Linked DNA regions of Mus musculus: regions 2 and 3 are each linked to region 1. A link is a loop called in an ENCODE intact Hi-C map of the cell type or tissue named here. Cell type or tissue: heart. All regions are shown on one strand.

The links. Hi-C counts contacts between places; a loop is a spot of excess contacts. Peaks named below come from ENCODE experiments on the same cell type or tissue, not always from the same donor. Only the 100,000 strongest peaks of a DNase experiment are listed, where the experiment ranks them.
Region 2: it touches region 1 in a loop (4-fold over the local background); 26 of 42 quality-filtered maps call a loop at or near these places.
Region 3: it touches region 1 in a loop (6-fold over the local background); 17 of 42 quality-filtered maps call a loop at or near these places.

What each region holds. Positions count from the first base shown.
Region 1 is chr6:108,655,676-108,663,675 of GRCm38, forward strand. It overlaps Bhlhe40 (basic helix-loop-helix family, member e40), which reads left to right and starts at 4,954. Exons shown (of 5, transcript NM_011498.4): 1 at 4,954-5,317; 2 at 5,486-5,555; 3 at 5,830-5,937; 4 at 6,846-6,969. The coding sequence starts at 5,238. 0610040F04Rik (RIKEN cDNA 0610040F04 gene) reads right to left here and starts at 5,259. Exons shown (of 7, transcript NR_104577.1): 1 at 5,142-5,259. In heart, CTCF peaks have their summits at 376 (motif pointing left), 3,675 and 7,483; DNase peaks (open chromatin) are centred at 3,846, 4,266, 4,786, 5,996 and 2 weaker places; H3K4me3 peaks cover 4,791 bases; H3K27ac peaks cover 3,927 bases.
Region 2 is chr6:108,706,730-108,714,729 of GRCm38, forward strand. No RefSeq gene overlaps it. Among named protein-coding and RNA genes, the nearest start is that of Gm35359, 21 kb to the right of the region's middle. In heart, CTCF peaks have their summits at 3,433 (motif pointing left) and 4,169 (motif pointing right); DNase peaks (open chromatin) are centred at 2,972 and 3,342; H3K4me3 peaks cover 1,306 bases; H3K27ac peaks cover 819 bases.
Region 3 is chr6:108,453,187-108,461,186 of GRCm38, forward strand. All of the region lies in intron 44 of Itpr1 (inositol 1,4,5-trisphosphate receptor 1), which reads left to right. It overlaps Gm35165 (a long non-coding RNA gene), which reads right to left. Exons shown (of 5, transcript XR_869349.3): 3 at 7,414-7,582; 4 at 1,171-1,261. Among named protein-coding and RNA genes, the nearest start is that of Gm35165, 15 kb to the right of the region's middle. In heart, a CTCF peak has its summit at 3,624; DNase peaks (open chromatin) are centred at 3,175, 3,625, 4,055, 5,185 and 1 weaker place; H3K4me3 peaks cover 823 bases; H3K27ac peaks cover 3,676 bases.

The DNA of each region.
Region 1 (8,000 bases):
CGCGAATATGTCACTATAGCCCGTTTATATGTGCTTCAAGTGTTTAGATGTGATCAAACCAAGGGCTGAATGCATACTAGGCAAGCATCTACTGAGCTACATGCAATTGAAAAATGTATTTCTTACTGAGAGCAGAAAAAAGAGGTGGGGGGAGGGAATAGGAGAGAAAAGAACCCACGCTCCAAAACCAGTCAAGGTGCTATTTGTGTCATCTGAGCTAGCAAGAAATTAAATATCTCACCCCTCCCTTTACATCATCATCATCACCTTTCCACAATTACAATAGATAAGCAACACAAAAATGGCAAGAATACCCAGTGTTCAGTGTGGGGCTGGACAATTCTGGAGGGTCTCACACAGACTACAATGTAAATGGCTCCCCCTGGAGTCGAGCAGTACATAACTGGTACACCTCCATCAGGCAGCCCTTCCGTGTCAACAAGAGTAAAGCTAGTTACTTTTTACTTCAATCATCTTCCCCTGGCTTGATGATTAAAATGTAATTAAAAGTGTCATCATGCTTACTTAAAAAAAAATTAAGACAGAGCCTTTCTTTGTACTGCTAGAACTCACTAAGTAGACCACCACTGACATCCTCCTGCCTCTGTCTCCCTAGAGCTGGGGTTACAGGTGTGCAAGACCACGCCTCAATACAATGCCTACTTTTAAATTACAGAGTGAAAGTCTCATATCTCAGCATAATGTGATTTTCTAAACATGCTGCCTTCCAACCCAAAAGAAACCCAACAATGTTGTTTCAGATTTACTTAGTAAATCTGAAATTTTTACTAGGGTTAATAAAGTCAGTGTGTTATGGTATAATCTCAAAAAAAAAAAAAAAGAGAGAGTATAGCTTTTGTAGTCTAACAAACCTGGATTCTCAGTCCCATCTAATCCCAGACCATATAAGCCAGGGTAACTATTTAATATCCCTGAGCTTCAGTCTCCCAAAGGCTTACATTATATAGCAGCAGGACAAGGTCCAATGCCTTGCGCTGGAGGAATTCTCTCAATGAATACATGTGTTATATGAGTTGGGCTAGCACTAATCAGCCTTGTAAGATGGTAGCAACATATGCCAAGTTCTTAGCCTATAGCCTGAGAATTATCACACAACTAAACAAGCATCCATAAAGATTTTTAACATCTGGTCTTCTCAGCTCACCAGCCCTACCCCACCCTTGGGAATGCTTTTTCCTTTCTTACTAGACTGTCTCAGTTTTTTTTTTTTTTTTTTAAAGCAGGTGACTGTAATACCCTTCAGGATGGAAAGGTACCTACTAGAGAAATTATTTTTCAAATATTTGCAATTTATACAGGGGAAAACCAACAGATTTCTCCTTTGTATCACTTTTTGAGACATGGTCTTGTTGTAGAAAAATTTAATCCCAATCCGGGTTTGGAGGAGGAGAGAAGGGAGAAGTGGCCATGGGTTAGGTGAGCCATGAAATGGGGCCCTGCAGGCTGGCCAAGTAGAGCTAAGAGCTGTCCAGATGCAACAAAGTAGTAGCCAGGGGCTATCGGTAGGAAAGCAGATTCTAATAACATAGAGGGTAGGTATCTGCCCAGCTCTAGCACTGACTAAGGCTTGAAAGTTCTGTGTGTCTCTTATCTGGGAACTAAATGGAATAAGGCAAGGTAGAAATCCCAAATTGGGATTTCTTTTTTACAACAGGGTGTCATTAGCCCAAGCTAACTTTCTATTAACTTTTAATTAAATGATATCTATATATGTATATATATGTAACATATAAAAATATTTTTTATGATTCCCCCCGATTTTACCTCCACATTGCTGACATTAAAGGCAAATGGTGACGCCACTCCCAGTTTTATGCTCTGTTGGGGACAGAACTCAGGCTTTAATGCATGGCAAGCAAACAAGAGAGCAGGCAGGCAGGCAGGCAGGCAGGCAGGCAGGCAGGCAGGCAGGCAGGCAGGCAACTCTATCAACTGAGCTACAATAGCCCCTAAATAACACACAAGTTATTTTGTTTGCTTGCCTGCCTGCCTGTCTTCCTTTCTTCCTTTCCCCCTCCCTTCTTTTTACAAATTTAAAAAAAAAGAAGAAATCCAGATACAGCCAGATAGGGATAATGTTAAAGCCTGGGAGTATATTTGGAACAAATAAAAAGTAGGAATTAGTTTATGTCTACAATGTTCAGAACTCAGGAAGCTGAGGCAGGAGGATTTCGAGATCAACGCCTACCTGATGTAGGGAGCTTGTAAATAACTTAAAAAAATTTTTTTTTAATTGAACAATTTACATATTTTGTTATTTACAGCTACAGAGCAAGTAACGATGGAAAGTTACTGATTAAATGATTTTAAGGATGTTATTTTCCTGAACCATGAACCATGCAGGCAAAATTGCAGAGATTAACTCCTGGGGGGAAGGGGCCGGGGACACAAGAGAGGACATATCCTCCTTTCTCTGACAGAGGGTATTTCCTAGTGGAACTGTAGTTTTGGCGCAACCATGACAACGCTTCCCCCTTAGAGTCACAGGAAGGTGGCAGCCCTTCCTCACTCCCACCCTACCTCAAGAGTGCCAGGACACATCCAAACCTCTGGTCCTGCTGCTCACCTCCTGGCAGGAAGGTGGGAGCATTCATTCCCTCCAGGGAGATTGATTATAACCTGTCAGCCAAACTATGTCTGTCTGGGGAGGAGGGATGGATCTCTAAGCCCCAAAGTGAGGTCAGCCAGTGAACAGTTAGAAAAGCAATCATTTCTCACACTTACTAATGGGTTTGACGCTTGTGAAACATAAACAGGAAGTAGAAGCTTGAGCGACCTGAAGGAAATGCACTCCCAGTTTGATCAACATGCGAATCCCAGTCCTCCAGGTCGTCAGAACACTGACAATGACGACTGACCCACCAAACTGCGCCCAGTTCTAGCAGTGACCTCATTTTCCCCCAATTTCCCAGCCAGGTCACTCCGCAGCGGGTTGACTGACCCTAAGCACGGTAGGGAAGGTTAACAGTCATCTCTCAACTCTCCGAACTTGCAGGGCAGGGGAGCGCAGAGGTCAGTGAAATCCCCAGCCAGGCCTTATTTTAGTCATGAATTTCCACTGGCCCCTTGCTGTGTGTCAGCGCCGCTCACAGCGCCGCAGGTTCTGCGTTTCAGATGCTTTCCCAGCTCCGGGCTGTTAGAAGGTCAAAGAGACCAGATTTTTCCAATGCAGGTCGGTGGGGGTGGGGCCGGGCGGCCTCCGCGAGATTGAAGAGAGCTGGGGCCCCTGGTGCTGCCCCTTTGTGCCCCGCGCACCGGCCTGTGGGTTAACCCCTACTACCTAAACCTCTTGGTTAGTATTAAATGAAAACTTTCTCATCTTATATTCCCTGCCAGTGGCCCTGTTAGACTTTCTGCTGAAGGCGGTCTTCTGGTTGGCCTCGTTGGCTCCTTCCCAAAGGTCCTTGTAAATTCAAGGTCAAAATCCGTGTTTGCCACCTCCACTGTCTCCAGCCGCGAGCTCGACTGGGTAAAGGGCTCAGTGAACTTGTGCTGCATAAATGTGGAGATTTCACTGTGATCAACCAAGAGGATGGGGCGGGAGGAGGGACCCGGGCGGGGGGGGGGGTCCTGCTTTCTCCTCTCTCTCTCCTGTCCTGGAATAGACTGCAAACAGCGCCACCCAAGTTCCTGGTTAGCAGCGGGATCCCATGCAGATCCCTTGCAGCCCGGTGCGCGGGGGTCTAGGCTTGGAAGCCAGCGCGGAGAGGCTTGCAAGTGAGCCGAGCTCCGGCCCGCGTCCGGGCCACGTGAAGCGTCACGCCCCGCGCTGCTGCAGGGCAGGCGCCGTCGCCGCGGTTGTGTAACGCTGCAGCCGGAGGGGAGGCGACCCGGACGCCTCTGCATCGGAGGGGGCAGAGGAGGGAGGGAACGCCGGGCACTGTGCCCGGTATCTTTCTGTGCTTGACTAGCCAGGGTGGGTGGGGGCAGTGAGGCACCCTGAAAGGCGGGAGGAGATGGGTGCGCGCCAGTCGGGTGCCAGGCCACCCGCAGGCTGCGCCTGGGACCTGAGCTCCCGGGAGAGTCCGGGGTGGGGGTGGGGGGAGGGGGTCGGCACGGCTCACACGGTCCACGGTCAGGTGCGCGCGGCGTGCTCGGCGGCGGCCTCGGCTGCCCTAGCTCCTGGCCACCAGCCCGCTTCCCATGGGGTGACATCCGCCCCGCCCTCGGTCCCTCCCCAAGGCGGGCAATTCCTGGACACTGAGGCTGAGCGCTGGGGGGGGGGGGGGGGGGGGGGCTGGGAAGCCAGGACGGAAAGAAACCCCAGCCTCTGGAGAAGGCTAAGGGGGGCCGACGACTCCCTCAGCTGCGCACCGGTTCCTAGGAGCGGGCCAGGCGGGGGAGGAGGAAGAAGGCTGGGCTGGAGCGACCAAGGGGATATTCCTCTCCCGGCTTGAGTCAGACGCGGGCGGAATCCGTCCTCCCCCGTTCCCTCCCAGGAGACGGGAACTTACTTCATTTCCCTGGGGCAGGTTCGCCCACGTTACCAACTCTTCCCCCCCCCCCTCCAGCTCCCCGGTTCCTTCCAGCTTCCGTGCCCCCCACCCAGCTGGGCAGGACTCTGGCTGCGCTGCCACCCCCTCTTTCGGGGAAAGGAGGCCGCAGCCGCAGACACCTGGGGGCCCGAGGTTTGGAGGGGGGGGGGGCACTTCGCAGCCGCCAGAGCGTTGTCCAACACGTGAGGCTCATGTGATGAAGCCGGGGGAGGGCGGGCAGGTCGCTCCTTCCCTCCCCGGCAGCGGCCAGACGTGCTTGGAGTCACAGGGTAGAACACGTAGCTTCTACCCACCCACTCGCTCCCATTTAACCCAGCCCGCAGCCTCTCCTTACTCCTCGGCTCGTCCCCTCCAGCAACTCCCCCCCCCCCGCCCCGCCCGCTCCGCCCTGAGCAACCCCCCCTTCCCTCCCGCCTCTCCGCCCGCCCCACTTCTCATTCACTTGGCTCGCACGGCGCAGACAGCGCAGCGAGCACACACCGCCAGTCTGTGTGCAGAGCGGGAGCCAGAAGCCGTGGGGACACCCGGCCATGCACGCCCCCAACTGAAGCGACACCTCAAAGCCGCTGCTCCTGGCATCCCAGCGCATTGCAAGGAAGCTCAGGCTAGCTCATAGGAACATACCTCTTGAGACCCTCGGATCCTCCCTTCCAGGGCAGCCCTTTCTCAGACTCTACTAAGTGCAGACAGGAGCGCACAGTGGCCCCTGCTCGCCGCATCATGGAACGGATCCCCAGCGCGCAACCACCTCCTACCTGCCTGCCCAAAGCTCCAGGGCTGGAGCACGGAGACCTGTCAGGGTAAGTGTGTGCTGTGATCCCTTCAAGTCTCCACTCCTAACCTTGTGTTCCGCGACACTCTCAACTTGGGGCATCTCTGAGAGTATAGGGGGCTTCTTTCACGTCTAGGGCTCCTGCAGCTAGTACGCACTCGGGAGTCACGGCTTTTTCTGACCTCTCTCCCTGCAGGATGGATTTTGCCCACATGTACCAAGTGTACAAGTCCAGGCGGGGAATAAAACGGAGCGAAGACAGCAAGGTAGGTGCATCCCTGGGAACCTCATTCCTTAGCCCCTCGTGTGCGCTGAGTTTCCAAGAAAAGTTTGCTTGTTTCAAGGTTGGCTGGGGGGTTCAAGATGAGATGAGCTCATTGCCACAAATGAGTGACTTGGGAAAGAAGGGGCAGAGAAGGTGAATCTGGGTGCGTCTCTGCGCCCTCGCAGAATTTTTCCCCCCTGCTACCGGTTGGGAAGGAAGGGAGGAAGCTTCGTTCCCTTCCCCGGGCACCCATTGCTTCCATGTATTCCATGCAGGAAACTTACAAACTGCCGCACCGGCTGATTGAGAAAAAGAGACGTGACCGGATTAACGAGTGCATTGCCCAGCTGAAGGATCTCCTACCCGAACATCTCAAACTTACTGTAAGTGAGAAGCTGGCTGCGCTCCAACCCAGTTCTTCTGCCCAGAGGGCGGATGGTGGGGTGGGGGTGTCTCTCGCCGCCTGCAGGCGTCACGGGGAACTGCATGCTAGACGGGCGGATCAAAGCTTCTGGTTTGGAGGGAACCCATCCCCAGACCCAGAACTTCCTAAGCAGAGGCAGAACCAGAACCATCTGGGGCCTCTTTAAGTTGGCTTCAACACTAACACAGCTTCCTTTTGGTAGTTTTTTTTTCTCTCTCTCACCACCTTGTAGTCTCCCTGACTTAAAGAAGCAAACCACGAAATTAAAAACTTAAGCCTTGTCCGCTTTTCATTTACAATAGGACCTACTTTATTTAATGTGTGCCTTTTTTTTTTTTCGTCATAATCTTTACTGGTAGCCAAAAGCTTTTTAGCTTTTCCTTCGGGAAAAGTATTTGGAAAGGAAGACAAAAAGCCAGCATGACTGGAAGTTCTGAACAAGTGTCAGGGGGGAAAGAAAGAAAGAAAGAAACGCAACACATTGGGAAAGCCACTTGGTTGCCAGACACAGTAGACATCCCTCCCTGGGTTGACACCACAGCAGATAAATGTTATCCCCGGAGTCCCCTAAGTTAAGGTCAGGGCAGCTGCTGGAGAAATATATCTGTCAGCTCACTCCCTAGACTGTAACAACTACCAAAATGCCTCCAAAGATAGACAACACGTGTCTGGCTTTTTTTTTTTTTTAAGCTTTTGATCATCTATGTGTATATGTTAAAACATCTGCAAACTTTAAATTTAGTGGAGCAGGAAAGACTCTTCCTATCTTTGTTGTTGTTGACACCCAATTCTCCTAACAGATAGTGTCAGAAGGGACTCCACTGACCTCACGGGTGACAGACTCTCCGTTTTTTTCTTCTTCTTCAGACTTTGGGTCACTTGGAAAAAGCAGTGGTTCTGGAGCTTACGTTGAAGCACGTGAAAGCATTGACAAATCTAATTGATCAGCAGCAGCAGAAAATCATTGCCCTGCAGAGCGGTTTACAAGCTGGTGAGTCCCCGGCCTGATTAGTGTCTCCTGAGAGCTCAGTGCCAATCTAGCCCCTGGGAGCTCGCTCTGGCTTCTGACTCTTCTGTTACCATTCATTTTTCACAGTCACTGGGCAGGGGTGGGGGGGGGGGAGATGCTCTTCTGATTCTTTCCTAAAAGGTCATATTTTGCCATACGGAATGCTGCTGTGCGCCACCTGAAATGAGTCCATGTTAGCCCAGTGATGAAATGTTTCGGTGACATTTTGAGAGTGTCTAGGTTATGGGAGACTTCCCCATCCCCCTTTAAAATGCCAAGGCACCTATAATTTGCATTGTGGGTGTTTTTACAGTTGGTCTGATGAGCCCTCATTCATGGGCGAACAGAACACGGGTCTGCCCCCAGTGTTTTCCTGTTTCTTTGCTTCCTTCTCTTTGGATGTGGGGTGCAGTCTTGGCAGGATGACAGCAGGTTTTCTTTTTTCTTTTTTTTTTTTTTCCTCTTGCCTGCCTTCCATTGTGGTTCCCTGAATAGCCACCAGGTATCTTGGCAAATTGCACAATCCAACGAAACCACTGCTTTCATCATTCATTTATCCTGAGTTTCAGAGAATCGGGGTACAGACCAGGGGGAATCCTAATATGTACCCCAATAGGCGTTCTTCAGTCCTGTCCAAGGCTAGAATGAGAATCACAGAAACCAAACCAAGCCAGTATGTCTGCCAGTTTTCTTTCTAAAAATAGAAAGTTGATCAGGACTGATCTCGGGGTGTGTGTGTGTGTGTGTGTGTGTGAGCTACAGTATATGGAGAAGACTTACAAATAAAGAGCCTAGTTAAACTGCACGGAGGAAATGCAACTATTTGATGAATAGGTTAGGTTTCTGTGTGTGCAGCAGTTGTTGGAGTTGTTGGTTTTAGTTTTGTGGTGGTTTTGGTTGTTCTGGTTTTGGTTTTCCTAAAGCTCAGAAGTAACCTGCCAGCCTCACCCTCCCAGGCGGGGGGATTACAGTGGGAGCTGTAACAGTTTCTTGGGCATGGTGGTGCATGCCTG
Region 2 (8,000 bases), 51 kb after region 1:
ATATCAATATCATATATATATGTTTTTTCCTTAAAGAAACCAGTTTCTTTTTTTAAGATTTATTTATTTTATGTATATGAATACACTGTAGCTGTCTTCAGACACACCAGAAGAGGGCATCAGATTCCACTGCAGATGGTTGTGAGCCATCATGTGTTTGCTGGGATTTGAACTCAGGATCTCTGGAAGAGAAGTCAGTTCTCTTAACCACTGAGCCATCTTTCCAGTCCAGGAACTGGTTTCTTGTAATACAGGCTGATATGGAACCTACCTCCTGCGCTAGGGTTACAGGTGCATGCCACCATGCTGTTTCTGGAAGTAGGGATCCAACCCAGGGCTTCATGAATACTAGGCTTGCAAGCACCCTATAGCCTTGTGCACTCTATAGCCTGTGCTACAGGCCCACTCTCACTTTTCAGTGTTAAATGTGCATGTTGGGATCATGACAGCATCCCCAGCACTGTACCACCAACAGCACTGCCTGTCTCTAGTGCTTGCTCTGTTGCTACAAGTGGAACGCCAATGACATCAAACAGGAACTTATCCCCCACCCACTAAGAACCTCTCCTCTGAATCTTTGTCTATACGTATTCGTGTTGCAGGTTTCTCGTGTAAATGAAATCACATGTATGCTAACATCTGTCCTTTGGGTCGGCTTTACTTCACCTGGAACCCCACCTTCAAGTTGCACTCACGTGAAAGCATGTCTCTGCACCTAATTCCTTTCAAGGCTGACTAATATTCCAACATACGAACACAGCTCTTCTTATTTATCAGTTCATCTGTTGGTGAGCATTTGGCTTGTGTCCTGGTGGCTACTGTTGGTAGTTTCATTTTGAGTGCTTGTTTTTTGAGTTGGAACCTTGCTGGATAGCCCAGGTTACACTGCAGTCTCTACCTCCAGGCTGGTGGGTTTTATAGGATTGTGCCACCACAGCAGATTTGAGTCTTTCATTAAAGACATTGTTATCACTAGTAGGTGGAAAGTCTTCTTTGTATAAACCTCCTGGAGTTCACACAGAAATTGGGACCAAGAGGAGCGATTCTGACTACTTCTCAAGGGTACAGCAAAGAAGTTAGATTCTAGGCAGGAAAGCGCTCTCTAAATTCCGAAGTCTCCACAAGGATGTACAACACTGTAGGTACTACTTACTAGCTTAGCCTTTTACAGATAGAGGAAAATAATGAATACAACCATTTAAATACATAGCATGCTTTGGCCAGTGAGGTGGCTCAGCAGGTAACCTGAATTTGATCCCTAGAACCCACTCTGGAAGGAGAGAGTTGGCCCCCCCCCCTGCCCCCCCGCAAGCTGTCCTCAGACCTCCATGGGTGTACATACAAGAATACCTACACACACAGACACAGACACACAGACACACACACAGACACACACACAGAGAGACATGCATGCATGCACAAAATCAATAAATGAAATACGAAATAAAAATATATATAGTACATTTTTGGTGGAAATGTAGTCTCCCCTCCCCCAGCCTGAAACCTGCTTGCTCGGGGTGGAGCTTCCTGCTCATTCGTTCTGCCACGCCCACTGCTGGAACCTGAGGAGCCACACACGTGCACCTTTCTACTGGACCCGAGATTATTCGGCGGGAATCGGGTCCCCTCCCCCTTCCTTCATAACTAGTGTCCCAACAATAAAATTTGAGCTTTGATCAGAATGAAATTGTCTTAGCTCCGTTTCTTTTTTCGCCCCGTCTAGATTCCTCTCTTACAGCTCGAGTGGCCTTCTCAGTCGAACCGTTCACGTTGCGAGCTGCTGGCGGCCGCAACAGAAATGGCTCAAACGAAAGGACTTGTCTAGGTAGGCAATGCACTCTATTTTTCACAAAGCCAACGCCAGTGTACTAAATACTCATTTTTTTTTTTTCCTTCGAGACAGGGTTTCTCTGCGTAGCCCTAGCTGTCCTGGAACTCATTTTGTAGACCAGGCTGGCCTCGAACTCAGAAATCTGCCTGCCTCTGCCTCCCTAGTGCTGGGATTAAAGGTGTGCACCACCATGCCCAGCATTTCTGTATTTCAAAATATGTTTTAGTAAGGGTTATTTTGCTTCTCTAACCCTGAGGTGGTTCACAGACTCCTGATCCAGGCACAAGGTTTCCTCGTGATTGGGGGTTAATAATCTCAAATTTACCAACCCATAATTAGAGATTCGGTGCTTAGTCTTAGGGCAGTCACAGTGGAGCATCAGAGGAAAAAAATCACACATGCTGCATGCCGTATTAGCTGCTGTTCTGGCAGGTGCTCGGTAATGGCTAGAGAGCGGGAGTTGACTTGACTTCCTAGGAGATCGCCCACGAACTGGATAGTTCCTCGGAAAAGGTGACAGCAGCACTTGAGTCATGGCGAAGACGAAAGGAGGTCTTTTACCCGTGTAACTTTGCAAGTTACACCCTGACCGCTTAACAAATGTTTACTTAAGCGAATTAATACTAACACTGCCTTCGATAAGAGCTGATGAGGTCGGGAAATCTTAGAGAGTCCTAAGAAAATTGGGGAAAGAAGCCGACAAGAGGAGAAGCAGGAAGAAGAGGAGAGGGAAGAGGGGGAGGAGGAAGAAACTTTTGCTAGCTAGCCACGTGCTTTCAAAGCTTTTCTCTGGACTAAGACGCCTCCAGCTTTGAAATCGCATCACAGAAATTGGTTCCCTCATCCCTCCCACCCATCCCTGGGGCCAAATTCAGGGACCCGTGGCTGCTGTTTTCCTTGACCCAGCACCCCACACAGTCAGTGTTTTCCTGAGTCGGCCATGCCCCGGTCATTTCTTGTGGGCGAATTGGCCTCTCCGGGGCTGTCAGGATGCTGTTCGTCTCCATGACAACAGCGTGTGCGAATGAGGAGATGCAGCATACTGAGTGGTGTCATCCTAAGAAACCAACCCCCACCACTCCCACACTTCTGGGGCCCGGACCGCAGGAAGTGGAATTCTTCTGGGAAAGAGGCTGACGTCGCTGGTGGCCAGGCCCCTGCCCCAGCCCCAGCAGGCGCTGATGCAAGCGCAGCCCGCCAGTGGCAGGCAATCCCCAAGGACCTGGCGCAGCTCTGTGTCTTGTTCCTTTCCGGCCACCCCGCCCAGTTTTCTCTTTGGAGTAAATAGCTTCTGGGTGGTTTCTCACCCAAAGACGCAGTGCAGGTGGGGACAATGTGTCTTTCCTCAAACCAAGTCTCTGTGGCTCTTCCCAGATTGGGATAGGAGGAATCTGAATACCCAGACTGGCCATTTTTGGGTCAATATGGAAGGCGTCCAGAGCTCCTTCTCTCACTTGGACCGCCCAGGTGGCCTGGGATACCAATGTCAGCTGGTGCCAAGGAAACCGCCCGGATCACGAGGGATCCTTGTGGACCGATCAGGAGTCTGTGAACCGCCTCGGGGTTAGAAGTGGTCCAGCCATGGCCGGTCTCCATCGCCCTCTTCTGGGCAAAAAGGAGAATCGTTCTAAAATTCTGTCTGGGACCTCCCAGACCTTTAGAGAGGGCTAGGAGAGTTGGCAGGGCTGGGGTGCGACAGATGTCTCCACAGTAAAACAGATCAGGAAATGGAGGCCCAGAGAGGACAGAGATATGCCCATAGTCTCTCAGCCACGCTAGGAACTAGTCAGGACCAGAATTTGCGTTTTATGTTCACCGCACAATCTGTTTTTGCTGTTTTAAGATTTTAAGACAGGGTCTCTCTTTGTATTAGGGGAGAGAGGGAGAGAGGGAGGGTAAAGGGAGGGAGTAGAGAGAGACAGACAGAGACAGAGAGAAGAGACACAGAGACTAAGATATAGAGGGAGAACTGATCTAAAGGTCAGAAAACAGTTTGTTAGATTCAGGTCTCTCTTTCCACCGTGTTCGTCTTAGGAATTAACTCAGGTCAACAGGCAAGGTGTCAAGACTTTACCTGTAAAGCCATCTCCCATCCTGCATCCTAGAATTATAGCCATGGATTCCGCAACACCTAGATTACTACTTTTAAATGAATTGTGCTGGGGTGTGTGTGTGTGTGTGTGTGTGTGTGTGTGTGTGTGTGTGTGTGTGAGAGAGAGAGAGAGAGAGAGAGAGAGAGAGAGAGAGAGAGAGTTTCTATGAAGTTTGTGCATGTAGGATGTAGGTGGCTGTGCAGGCCAGAAGGGGGCGTCAGATACCCTGGACCTCTACAGGAGCCATAAAAGTGCTCTTAACCAATGAGTCATTTCTCCAACCCCAAATTAGAGATACTTTTAAAACTTTCACAGTTTTAATTTCTACTACCGCTAAGATGTAACCCACTCAATGAAGCTTATCTGGGCACTCAAGTATTTAGAGTGGAAATGAGTTTTAATCCTGAAGCCTGCGGTGTAGGGTGGCTCCCTCTCTGTCAGTAATACTGTCCTCTTTTAATCACAATTGCTCTCATAGAGGACATTACTTGTTTTATTTTGAATGTGTTTAGTACTTTGTGAAAAAGCAGATTTGGGTTCTGTGGGCCTGAGGTGGGGCTGCAGCTCTATATTTCTAGCAAGTTTCCAAACAGCTACTGATCTGGAACCCACATTTTGAGAACTGAGCTTCTAGACTTTGGTCTACATGCTAAAATTAATGCCTATGTCTGTTCTGTGTTAGCAATGAGAAGGTTTCCACAATTAAGCTGAGAGTGGAGGGGGTGGGGAGAGAGAGAGAGATATGCTGGAAAGAAAAATGGTATAAAGGCTATGAAGAAGTAGGAGCCAAATGCTGAAAGTTACTGACAGGAGACATTAAACTTACCTCAGTTACAGATCTATAAAAAACTAGGGTCTTTCCCAGGTCTCAAAGCACATACTGAGTAGTTGAATGGTGAGAATTTCACATGTCCAATGCAAAAAGAAAAAAAAAAGCCTAAAAAAGACAACACAATTTGCACAGAGGCTGGGAGTGTGGCTCAGGTCCTGAACACCTGCTTGGGATGCATAAGGTCCTGGGTTCGCTCCCCCAACGCTTTAAAAACAACCCAAAACTTCCTAGGGGGTGGTTTGTGGGGGATTTCTCAATATGCCATGTAACTTTTTGGTTTTCAGTGAGGTGGAAAATATCTTAAAACCAAACTGTCACTGCTTCTGCTATCTAAATTGGGGTGTTAATAAAATTTACATCAGCGGAAAAATGAAGCTCTACCCTGGGTCTTTCTGCTTACAGAATGGAAGAAAGAAGACCAGATGGTTTGGCTTCCAAGGAAGGAGCCATAAACCCAGATGTGTCCAGACATCGAGGTGGCTTGTGCCAACCAGAGAGGCTGGCGGTTCTGTCGAAAAGATCCTCATTTTCTGTCACAGGGACAGCCACCACTCAACTTTCCCCTGTGGCTACCATGTTTGACTGAGGATCTCGTGTTATTGAGTCTTTCAGTATTGGTGTGTGTGTGTGTGTGTGTGTGTGTGTGTGTGTGTGTGTGTGTGTGTGTAAACCAGAGGGTAACATTGGGTATCATTCTTCAGGTATGGTCTACCTTGTTTATTTGATCAAGTCTCTCACTGAACCTGGGGCTCAAAACTAGGCTAAGCTGGCTGGCCAGCAGTCCCCTGGGATCTGTCCTGTTTCCCAGGAAGCACTGGGATGATGACCTGCACCTGGCTTTTAATGTAGGCTCTGGGGTTTGAACTCAGGTCTTTATGTATGCATGAAAGCACTTCACACAGTGAATGAGCTCTCTTCCCTGTGTCAGTGCATCTCATTTCTTGACAGGAGCCTGAAACCAAGATTATACATAAACTGTAGTAATTTATTCAATGTTTAAACTTATTTATTTAAAGCTAGAATTTCACTATGTAGCCTGGTTTGACATGAAATCACTATATAGACCAAGCTGGTCTCAAAAAAAAATCACAGAGACTGGCTTACCTCTACCGTCTCAGTGCTAGGATTAAAGGTATGTGCCAACACACCTGTGTAATGTTATTTATTTATTTGTTTGTTTGCTTGCTTATTTGAGACAGTGTTTTGTCTTGTAATGATACTGTGTTGACCAGCGTATAAACTTACAACATGACCACTCCATAGTATGGTTAAGGGGAAGGGTTTTTTTATTCTGTTTGGGTTTCTAGTTTTATGAGACAGGGTTTCTCTGTGTAGCCCTGCCTGTCCTGGAACGCACTCTGTAGACCAGGCGAGAGAGAGAGAGAGAGAGAGAGAGAGAGAGAGAGAGAACAAGAGGAAGATAAGAAGAAAGCAGGCAAGAAGGAACAGGGTCCACATAGTAGGGTTATAAGGAAAATGAGAAGGGGGGGGGAGGGAAGCCCATGAATTTGGGAAGTTTAGGGTAGCTGGGAAGTGAGAAGAGCTGTGGAGAGGCAGAATGCCACCAGAGATGTTGAAATGTGTCACAGGTACTTGGGTGCTGAGGGACCCTGGAGGACAGCGTGTGCTTTGGCATGATATTCAGTAGCCATTTGTCCCTTCTGCTCGTGATAAGGAAAATAATCCCTTTTGGTAGAGTGGAACCAGCTTCACAGGGTCCTGGGGAACTAAGTGCCAGAATTTGGGGAAATGTTTCCTTTGAACCTGGTAGCCAGAACTCACAATCCCCATGCCCCAGTGCACTGAGATTGCCGCTGCTGTGTCAGATGAGCAGATTCGGTTTTGGTGTAGAAATCAAATTTTCTCTCAGCCCCCACCTCGTGTGTGTGTGTGTGTGTGTGTGTGTGTGTGTGTGTGTGTGTGTGTTTTCGTTCAGACATTTTTTAGCCAATCACTGAGTATTCTCCAACGCAGAGAATCCCTAAATAGAACAGGAGGTGCTAAGAGGTTTGCAAGTTCAAATGAAAAGATTTGACTATTTTTGTGGGAAAGAACAATCTGAGATGGACCTTGGAAAACAGAGAAATACAAAGCAAAGCAAAACAACAACAACAACAGCAACAACAGCAACAGCAACAGCAACAATAAACCCAACCCAAACCAAACCAAACAGAAGGAGGGAGTTGAAAGGAGGCTGAGCTTGAAGAAGGGCAACAATAAACAGTTTCTCTTTTAGAGTGGCGTGTGGTATGTGCACACAAACTGGGCTGGGCTGGGCTGCAGAGCCTTGGGCTGGGCTGCAGTGCCTTGGTCAGGTGGGGAAGCCCTGGGAGGGGCTGGGAAGAGAGGAAAGGGAAGGAGGCTCTTTTCTACCACCTTGGTGTGGGGGCAGAGCTGACAGAGGTTAGCAGCTCCCTGAGGCAAGGTGCTGGAGATAACAGGACAAGGCTGGACCTGTGGGCTGAGGGAACACAGAGACCCGGAACTATCAGAAAATACTGGCCTTGCCTGAGGTGTTAGGAACCTTCAGTCCTAGTCTATGTTCCAGAGAGCAGGCAGGGCCGGGACAGGTACCTTGGCTAAAGGGAACAGACCTGTTCAGGGTGTGGTCCTGGCATCTCAGGTGAACTCCTTCCATTTTAAAACCATTAGTGATAATACTCGGGTTCCTCTTCAGACTGTAGAGATCACTCGCCTTTTATTAGGATGCGTAACTATCACGCTGGCACTGGCACATGCCATCTTGCCTGATGAACCCCTGCAAGACACAGCATTTCAGAGACGCTTTGTAAAAAGAGAAGGAGCCCGGTCTCAAAAGTAAACCACACACAAGACAATTAAAAATGAACTTTTAAACCATAATGGAAAAGAGTCTGAACATATCTCAGGCTCTTCCAGAATGGAACATTTCTGCCCACATTACATAAAGATGAATATGGGCAGTAGAGGATGGGGTTACCTAGCAACTGGCAGAACCAGGTGTGAATGACCCTGAACATTATATTGTTAACCACATCATAGTATAGGTTGTTTTTTGGGGGGGGTTGTTTTTATTTACTCTTGGATGTCTGTGCGCAATGTGTGTGCGGTGCCCTGAGAGGCCAGAAGAGGGCATCTGATGTCCTGGAACTGCAGTTACAAATCGGTGTAGGCTGCCTTGTGGATTCTGTGGAGTAGCCAGCATGCTTAACTGCTGAGCTATCTCTCTAGCACCATATTTTTTTTTGTTAAGATCTAAATCATG
Region 3 (8,000 bases), 200 kb before region 1:
GCAAGCTGGTGGTTGCATAGATGTTGTTTCCTGACACGTCTTAGTTTTGGTTTCTCTGAGACTCTTCCATCAACTTTCCTAACATTGACATGGGTCCATTCCCCCTTTAGGGACCTTGCATCTTTTGGTGAGACAAATGGCATGTGAGCCTTCTCACTGGAGGATGCTCTGGCATTCTAGTACCTCAGAAGATAGCTTGAGTGGTTAGTTTTGTTTTGTTTTGTCAGTAAACATGGTCATATATGACATAAGAAGAAGCCATGAAAGGCTTTTCCCTTCAGCCTGGGCATTGCTCGCTTGCCAAATAAAACTTGTACACGTTACAGGTTTCACCTCCAGCAAGTTTCAGGTTCCCAGGTCAATGAAAATTAGTGACAGGAAGACTTTCCTGTGAAACTGTGGCATGGAAAGCAGTTGGGTTATATGAGATGCCCTCAGTTACGGACGAGGAACCCAAGGCTCCACCTGTCCAGTAAATCCAGTATCACTCAGTCTCCAGCTGTCAGGACCAAGGTTTGAATGCAAGTCTTTCTCCCTCCCCACTCTTTCACCTACATTCCATATGACACAGTCTTTGGGTCACACAGGCAGGAAGTTCGTCAGTCAACTGTTCACCCTGACCATGGCCTTGTTAGTAGTGTCTGCTTTATCTTTGGAGGTGAGAGAAGGCCATAGTTCTTGATTGATCTGAGCAGCAAGCACTTGCTGCTTTGGCATAGGCAATCAGTTTTAAAGGTTGACTCATGAACCCGCACAGGGAAGCACATTCAGTTTCATATTGTTGTATAAGCTTTTCTTCAGTTTGCATTTGTTTTCTCATCATGCGTAGCTCTGTCTGGCCAGAGGCGAATATATCCACCGTAAAAAGGCTCGTGTTCAGTCGCTACATTTCTCGGGGTTTTCTGGACTCCTCGTGGAGCGGGATTGCTGGGATAGACCAGTGAGGGGTGTCACAAACCCCCTTCTACTGTTCCCAGTTTGGCATGTGTGTGTGAGATGTATGCCTGCCTTGTATTTACAAGAGGAAGTATCCCATTTAATTTTATTTTCACACTAAAGCCGAAGTGTTAAGAGAACATAGTGTTTTAACACTCTCTTGGTTATCAGCTGCAGAGCGGAGGTTGCATATTGTCACATACAGTTTTCTGAGTACATTTCTACATTTGTTACCTGGCAACGTTGCTGCGTCGGCACATGAAGATGTGTTGGTTTCTGCCAGTTCCCCACTCTCTGTACTGTAGACAGGAGAATAGCTGCTTCCCTGCAGGGATGGAGAACAGGGGAAGGCATGGAGCTAATGGGCTTATAGAAAGACTCCCTGCAGTCAGTGTCACAGCCAAACCAGAGGCTGTCCAGAGGCGTTTTCTACCACTGCCTTGAATCTTGTGCTGCTTTCCTCCCCGGTTAGGGTTAGGTGAGGGGTTTGTGATTAATCACCATGAATCCTTGTTGCTGATCTTTGATCTTTTTAAACGAAAAACAAACAACCACCATCTCGTGTCCTAGTCGTTATATGAGTCATCTGAACCTTTTTAATATTGTGACAAAGATATCTTTAATTGCTTTCATTTGATCCCCAGCCTCCTGCCTGATCTAAGTGCTCAGGTTTTGACTACCTCTGACTTCTGATAAGGAAGGAAATCCCACAGTACAATGAGAGCCGCTGAGCTGATTATAGCCCACCGGAGTGATTTTGCTTGCCCAAAATGCTGAACTTACCTAGACTTGGAGCACTAAAGTGGCCCATCTTTGTGCTCTAGGGACATCACATCCTACCCTTCATTTGACTGATGCCTACCGGTCTGATCTTTGAAAACATTTGAGTTGAAACCCTTACATTATGGGTTTAAAAGTCTCCGTAGTCTACACCGTACATCCTAAGATTCAAGAAAAGCTTCCTGGGACCAGCACCTGTACTGTTGTCTTGAAGAACAATCCACTAGGGAAGTTTCCATGGTAACAGTGTTTGAAACAGTCTGACAGCATCAACAGGTTAAGTAAGAAGTCTTCTGGCTCAGGGGCGCATCCTGTAAGCACAGCTCCTTAGAAGGAAGCCTAGGAGAGACTATGACTGAGCCCAGGCAGGACTCAGCCACTGGAGGGCCTGGCCAAAACAGGCCAGGCTTTAGGGCCTGTTGGTTTGGCAGAGCAAAGCTTGTTGGTGTCATCTTGTTTGTGGGAGGCCTTTGTAGCCTCCTGGATTCTTACTGTCCTGCCTGTTAAGGAAAAGAGAGACAGCTGCCTGTGTCTGAAAGGTAGTTAGAACCCAGCCCTTAGCTGGAAATCTTGATCTCTGCTACTAGATGTTGGGTTTCAAACCTGGGACGAATGGTTGGGGTGGCTATGTAACATGTCAAAGCGGGCCTGTCCTGTCCCTCAATCCTTACCTGTTACAGGGCCCTCTTGGCTGGCACACCCCACCCCCTAGCTTAAATTTCTCCAGTCCAGGGGCTGGGCCTTTTTGGTTGCCTGCTCTTGGTGTCTGTTTGGGTCTTGTGGATGATGCACATGGATCTCCTCTCTTCCCCCTCCCCCCTTCCTCAAATAGTGCCTCTCCGTCTAGTCACATCTACTCTGGACTCTCCCAGATGTGCCTGCATACTCTAACTCTGGGCTCTCTCTCCTTTTTATCTACAATAAACCTCCTCCTCCACCATACCGAGGGGCACTCATGCTTGCTTTCTTTTCTATTCTATTTCTTTGTTCATTCTGTCATCTCCCTGTAAAACCCACAGGAGCCACTCTCCTGAGGCTCTGCTGTGGGCGTTTACCCTCAAGTTTTTCAGTTTTCATCAGGAAAGGTCCTAAGAGGAAATCTCAAGATTTTTCACCCGTTTTTGTTACTATTGTGTTGTTTGTTGGTTTTTTGTTGTTGTTGTTATTCTTGGTTTTTTTTTTGTTTGTTTGTTTGTTTGTTTTTTTTAAATATCCAGAGATAACTTGCCCCAAGGATTCCTAGCTTTGGCCTGAGTTCCTTTTAACTCGGAAGTCTGTATCCTGCTGTTTAAACATTAAGATGGTTCCTCACTGCCTTAGAGTCGGCAACCTGCAGGCCAAGGCGAACTTTAAAGAAAAACCAGGTCATGCCGCATGTTTTTGGTGAGCACAGGAATCAACAAAGCGCTGTTACATAACTTCTATTTATGTCCTCCTTGCTCACTATCTGCAGGCAGGCAAGAGTCGCAGAGCTGGGATTTAATGAGCTCTGGGTTTGCTCACCTTCCTGAGCTGGTAGGAACCAGCTTGTTCTCAAAATGCGTCAGTAAAGAATCAGGCTGTGGGTGGGCGGCCAGGGGTAGTAGGTGGGCCGCATTGTTGCCATGGTGTTTTTTAATTCCCCTGTTTCTCAAGGATCCTGCTCTCTCCTTCCCTGACTCCCCACCCCCTTCTTTTCTTTTCTTTCTTTTTAATCCATGCGCTTCCTTGTTTCTCACGCCCACTCGTGATTTCTTGGAGCTGCCTCAGGAAACAGGAATATTTTCCCTCCCTTCCACAAACACCCCCATTGTGTAGCCCCAGGGCCTCAGAAGAGTTTTTCCTAAGGTGCTCCTTTCCCACCCTCCCCTGTCTATTTTCCCGTGATTTTTCGTAACCACTCCCTCCATTGCCCGGGCTTAGCCTCCCTGTGGCGGGATGGAAGCTTTCTGTCTCCTGCTAGATTGCTCCGGAACCAGGTGGATTCCGTTGCTCCTAGCACAGCAGTTTGCCCCGGAGGAGAGCGGTTGTTTGTGTTTCCCTACATCCTGGTCTCTGCTCTTGCCCTAAACTGAATGACATCTGTCCCCTCTAGCCATATTATTATGAAATAGAGTCACACTTTATAAAAGGAAAACAAGGGAAGTTTGTCCCACAATGATGACCCCTGTTACCTGAAAGTTACAGGTTGGATTAACACACATTTTAAAAAAAATAGAAAAAGTCATGTGCTAGGGAATTAGCTAAGTGGGACAGTGTGTACTTGGCACGGGTGAAACTGGGTTTGATCCTCCATCTGTCTCGAGAACAGTGCATGTGTGTGAGAGCTCGTGTACACACACACACACACCCTCCCTCCCTGACTCTGATACATAGCAAGGAAGGAAGGAAGGGCTGAGAGCCCTGTGGCTGCCAGGGAGAGCTCCCTGCTCCCTGCACCTCGGCTTCTGAGGGAAGCCACCCAGGTTTCTGTGCTGACTTTGTGTCCACACTCTCAGCAGAGCGGAAGCTTTTAACAAGTACAAAAGAATAAGTTGAGATGAAAAACTCCAGCGGGGGGGGGTGGGGGTGGGTTGGGGGTGGGGGTGGGGGGGGGGACAGTTCCAGCAAAACAGGCTTAAGATTTTTAAAGTTAAAAAAAAATTTAAAAAGTCAAGCCCACCCCTTCATTGCTTACGAGTTGTGCAATCCTTACTGGAGGTAGCTGTTTGAATAATCAAAGGCCGGCTGACTTCCCTTCATTAACTAGAGCGGCAGACATCTGCATAAAACATCCCAGATTCCAGACTGAGTAGGTAATTTTTTTTTCCCTCTGAGTAACTTGAGGGACTTTCCCTTTGGAAACCTTCCAAGAGAGTGAACTTCGTGGTTGAGACTTTTTTCTCTTTCTCCCTGGTGTTGGATGTAGAACCCAGGGCAAGTGCTCTACTGCTGCGCTTGTGCTGGGCAAGCCCTACCTACAGTGGTTTTTACTGGGCTAGGCAGCAGCTTGATCCTGAATATGAAGCAATTCAGTCACCTCAGACACAAATCTGGAGCCCTCAGTTCTGAGAACGTTCTTGGTGTTCACAGCTGACCGCCGCTCTATATCTTAGCGCCACTTGCCACTTCAGAGCCTGCCCACACTTAGATTTCTCAAGGTCCACTAAGATCCCTTGGAAAAGTAGCCCTCCGCGTTTTACCAGTACCCTACGCTTGCATTTTGAGCTTGCTTCATCAGCGTGGTTCAGACACTCAAGCCTGTGGTTCTGTAAGCCATGTGTATTCTTCCGCAACTGTTCCAAAAATCCAAGACTTTAAAATGTGTGTGTGGGGGGGGGGGGAGGGACTGTAATTGAAGGAAGGTGTGGTGGAGTCACCCTCAGCAGCTGGTGTTTGAGAAATGTGGCTTTATTAATGTTCTTGCAACATGACCCCACAGACTGTCGAGCCTGGAGTTTGTAGCTGTGGAGCCTGGGGAGACAGCCAGCTTCTAAGGTGGAGGGCCCACAAAGGATGGCCCTTCCTGCTCCCAAGTTAATGATGCAGGCAGCTGTGTCTCTGAGGCCCTATTGGTTAACAGTTAACTGGGCAGATTAAAGATCCCCAGCCAGGCTGAACCTGTCCCAGAGTTAGAAGCAAAAGCCTGCTAAGTGCCAGCTCCACACCTCCCTTCAGCCGCCCCCAAGGTGGGACACTTCCCCATTTAGCGGGACTTTGAGCTTTCACATTCCCAGAATTAAGGTTTTTGGAACTGTGCCTCCCTTAGGGTTGTTATTTATTCATTAAGACAATAAATACTAGGCACTGGACAAAATGCTTGTGCGGGTTGGGGCAGGGACTTCAATGGTATGCCATCCAGTGGGTGAGCCGGCTAGGGAACCTGAGCAAAACTGGGAGAGTGAGACCGGAAGCAAGGAATTGCTCCTTGAGGATGGGAAGGGCACTCGCGGAGGAGACATGGATGCTGAGACCTTCCAGATGGAATGGGGTTAAGAGCAAGGGTATCCTGGCCCCGGAGCGGGGTGTGTTGGCATGGCTGAGGAGGCCAGTGTGGCAGCAACGGAGTGCAGGGCGGGCAGCAGCATGAGGTGACTGCTCAGCTTTGGTACTACGCCTGTCACCAGGTGGGAGGCTGGATTAGGTGATCCTCTGATCCTCGTGCTCTCTGCCAGTCCTTACTCTGTACTTCTAAAGGGCACCAAGTTGGCTCAGGTCAGTGACCTGCCTGGATGCGTACTACTGCTGCCAGGGATGGAATAGGTTGAGCTACCGAAGATGAGGACCGTGTAATTTCAACCTGACCACCTCCGTCGGATTGGTGATCTGTACATGTCACTGTCAGATGCTTCCCAAGCCACAGGGACATTCACCAACATAGTGAATGGGCGGGCTGGGTTGGGGGATGTGATGGTCTCACAGGTCTGTGTCTGAGGGTGAGAGGAGCTGGAGCGGTGGTCCAGGGATGACTGCAAGGGACTGCGGGTTTCCCATCAGCTCGACATTGCTTTGTCTTTGGCATGAGAGAGGGTGATTATTTTTCTTTGGGTTTTATGGTCTAGTGGACTTGTCCCAGTCAAGTGTGTTGAAAGCAGGGATGGGTGGGAGGGGATAGCATGGAAGCAGGGGTTGTCACACGTATTTCCTACTTCCTCTCAATAAACCTCTCAGATAGTTCTTAATCCTCCTTTTTCCTCCTGAAGATGAGGCGACTACAGCAGGGGTTTAGCGAGGGACCTGCCCAAAGGCATCCAGTTCCCAGATTCCCCCCGCCCCCCCCCCCCACACACACACACGGCCTGCCTCCCTAAGGATAGGTTAGCGAGCTCCTTCTCAGTCCCAGGGCTCCACACAGACACAGAAAATGTGTGAACAAAGGATTATTCTTGGTCCTGCTCTAAATTCCAAGGCAAGGTCCCTGAGAAGCTCGGAGCTCTGAGTCAGGAAGCTGGTCTAAGTTAATGAATGGTCCCCGCAAGTACACAGAACAGATGCATGACCGCGAGGGTCTGTTCTACAGACTGACTTCTTCTTCTTCATGCCTCTTTTGTAATAGCTCAGATCATCACACCCGTCAACGTAGGAAAGAGTAGCGAGCCATGGCCAGGGCCTCGACCGTGGCCTTCCTCTTTCCAGGGTGAAGACCCCTTACCCAGGCCCCTGGAGCTGATGTAGACTGCATTGCTTTCTGTTGAGATGCGCTTGCATGAATAAGGGCTGTGTCATTTCATCCTGCCCACCTTTGGCCCTTTGCTCCCTTTAGCCTTCTACAGGTTTCACTGTGGGATACCTTTGTGGCCTCAGGATGATACCTGGTGAAGCTCATCGCAAAATGGGTGTGAAGAGTTGGGAGATGCGGGGGCGCATTTGCTTGGGTAAAACAATTAATGTCCTAGCATGTGGCTTATCTCTCCCCCCCACAACCCCCACCTCCTTCCTTTCTTTGCCCAGGTTTCACTGAGTAGCTCACACCTTCATCTCTTAAGTGATAGGACCTACAGGTCTCTTGTAACACACTCAGTTGAGAACACATTGCTGTTTTCTTCCAAGCGCTTTGCAGTGTCACGGTGCATGTTGGAGGTCCGAGGAGGAGACCTCCATGAACCCCCCACTGCAGATCCCACAGTGAATCTGTGGGCATGCCAAGGCAAGACTTCAGAATTTCACCCAAACTGCCAAAAGGGACCCATTGCGTCAGGACCCCGGAAGGTGTTTCTGGACTGGCTGACGCATACATACCTCCTGCAGCCCCGGGGCCATATCCGGTTTGTTGGTCATTGCCTTCTCTGTTTGAGAAGATAGCCATGAGTTGAGACTGTGAGCCTTTAAATCCTTCTCTGTTTGAGAAGATAGCCATGAGTTGAGACTGTGAGCCTTTAAATCCTTCGAACAGAAGTCTTCCACAGATCTGAGATTTACAGTAATGAGAAAGGCACTGTTACTGACTTTTTTTTTAATTAGGTATTTTCCTCGTTTACATTTTCAATGCTATCCCAAAGGTCCCCCAATCCCCTACCCACCCACTCCCCCTTTTTGGCCCTGGCGTTCCCCTGTACTGGGGCATATAAAGTTTGCAAGTCCAATGAGCCTCTCATTGCAGTGATGGCCAACTAGGCCATCTTTTGATACATATGCAGCTAGAGACAAGAGCTCCGGGGTACTGGTTAGTTCATATTGTTGTTCCACCTATAGGGTTGCAGTTCCCATTAGCTCCTTGGGTAATTTCTCTAGCTCCTCCATTGGGGGCCGTATGACCCATCCAATAGCTGACTGTGATCATCCACTTCTGTGTTTGCTAGGCCCCGGCATAGTCTCACGTTACTGAC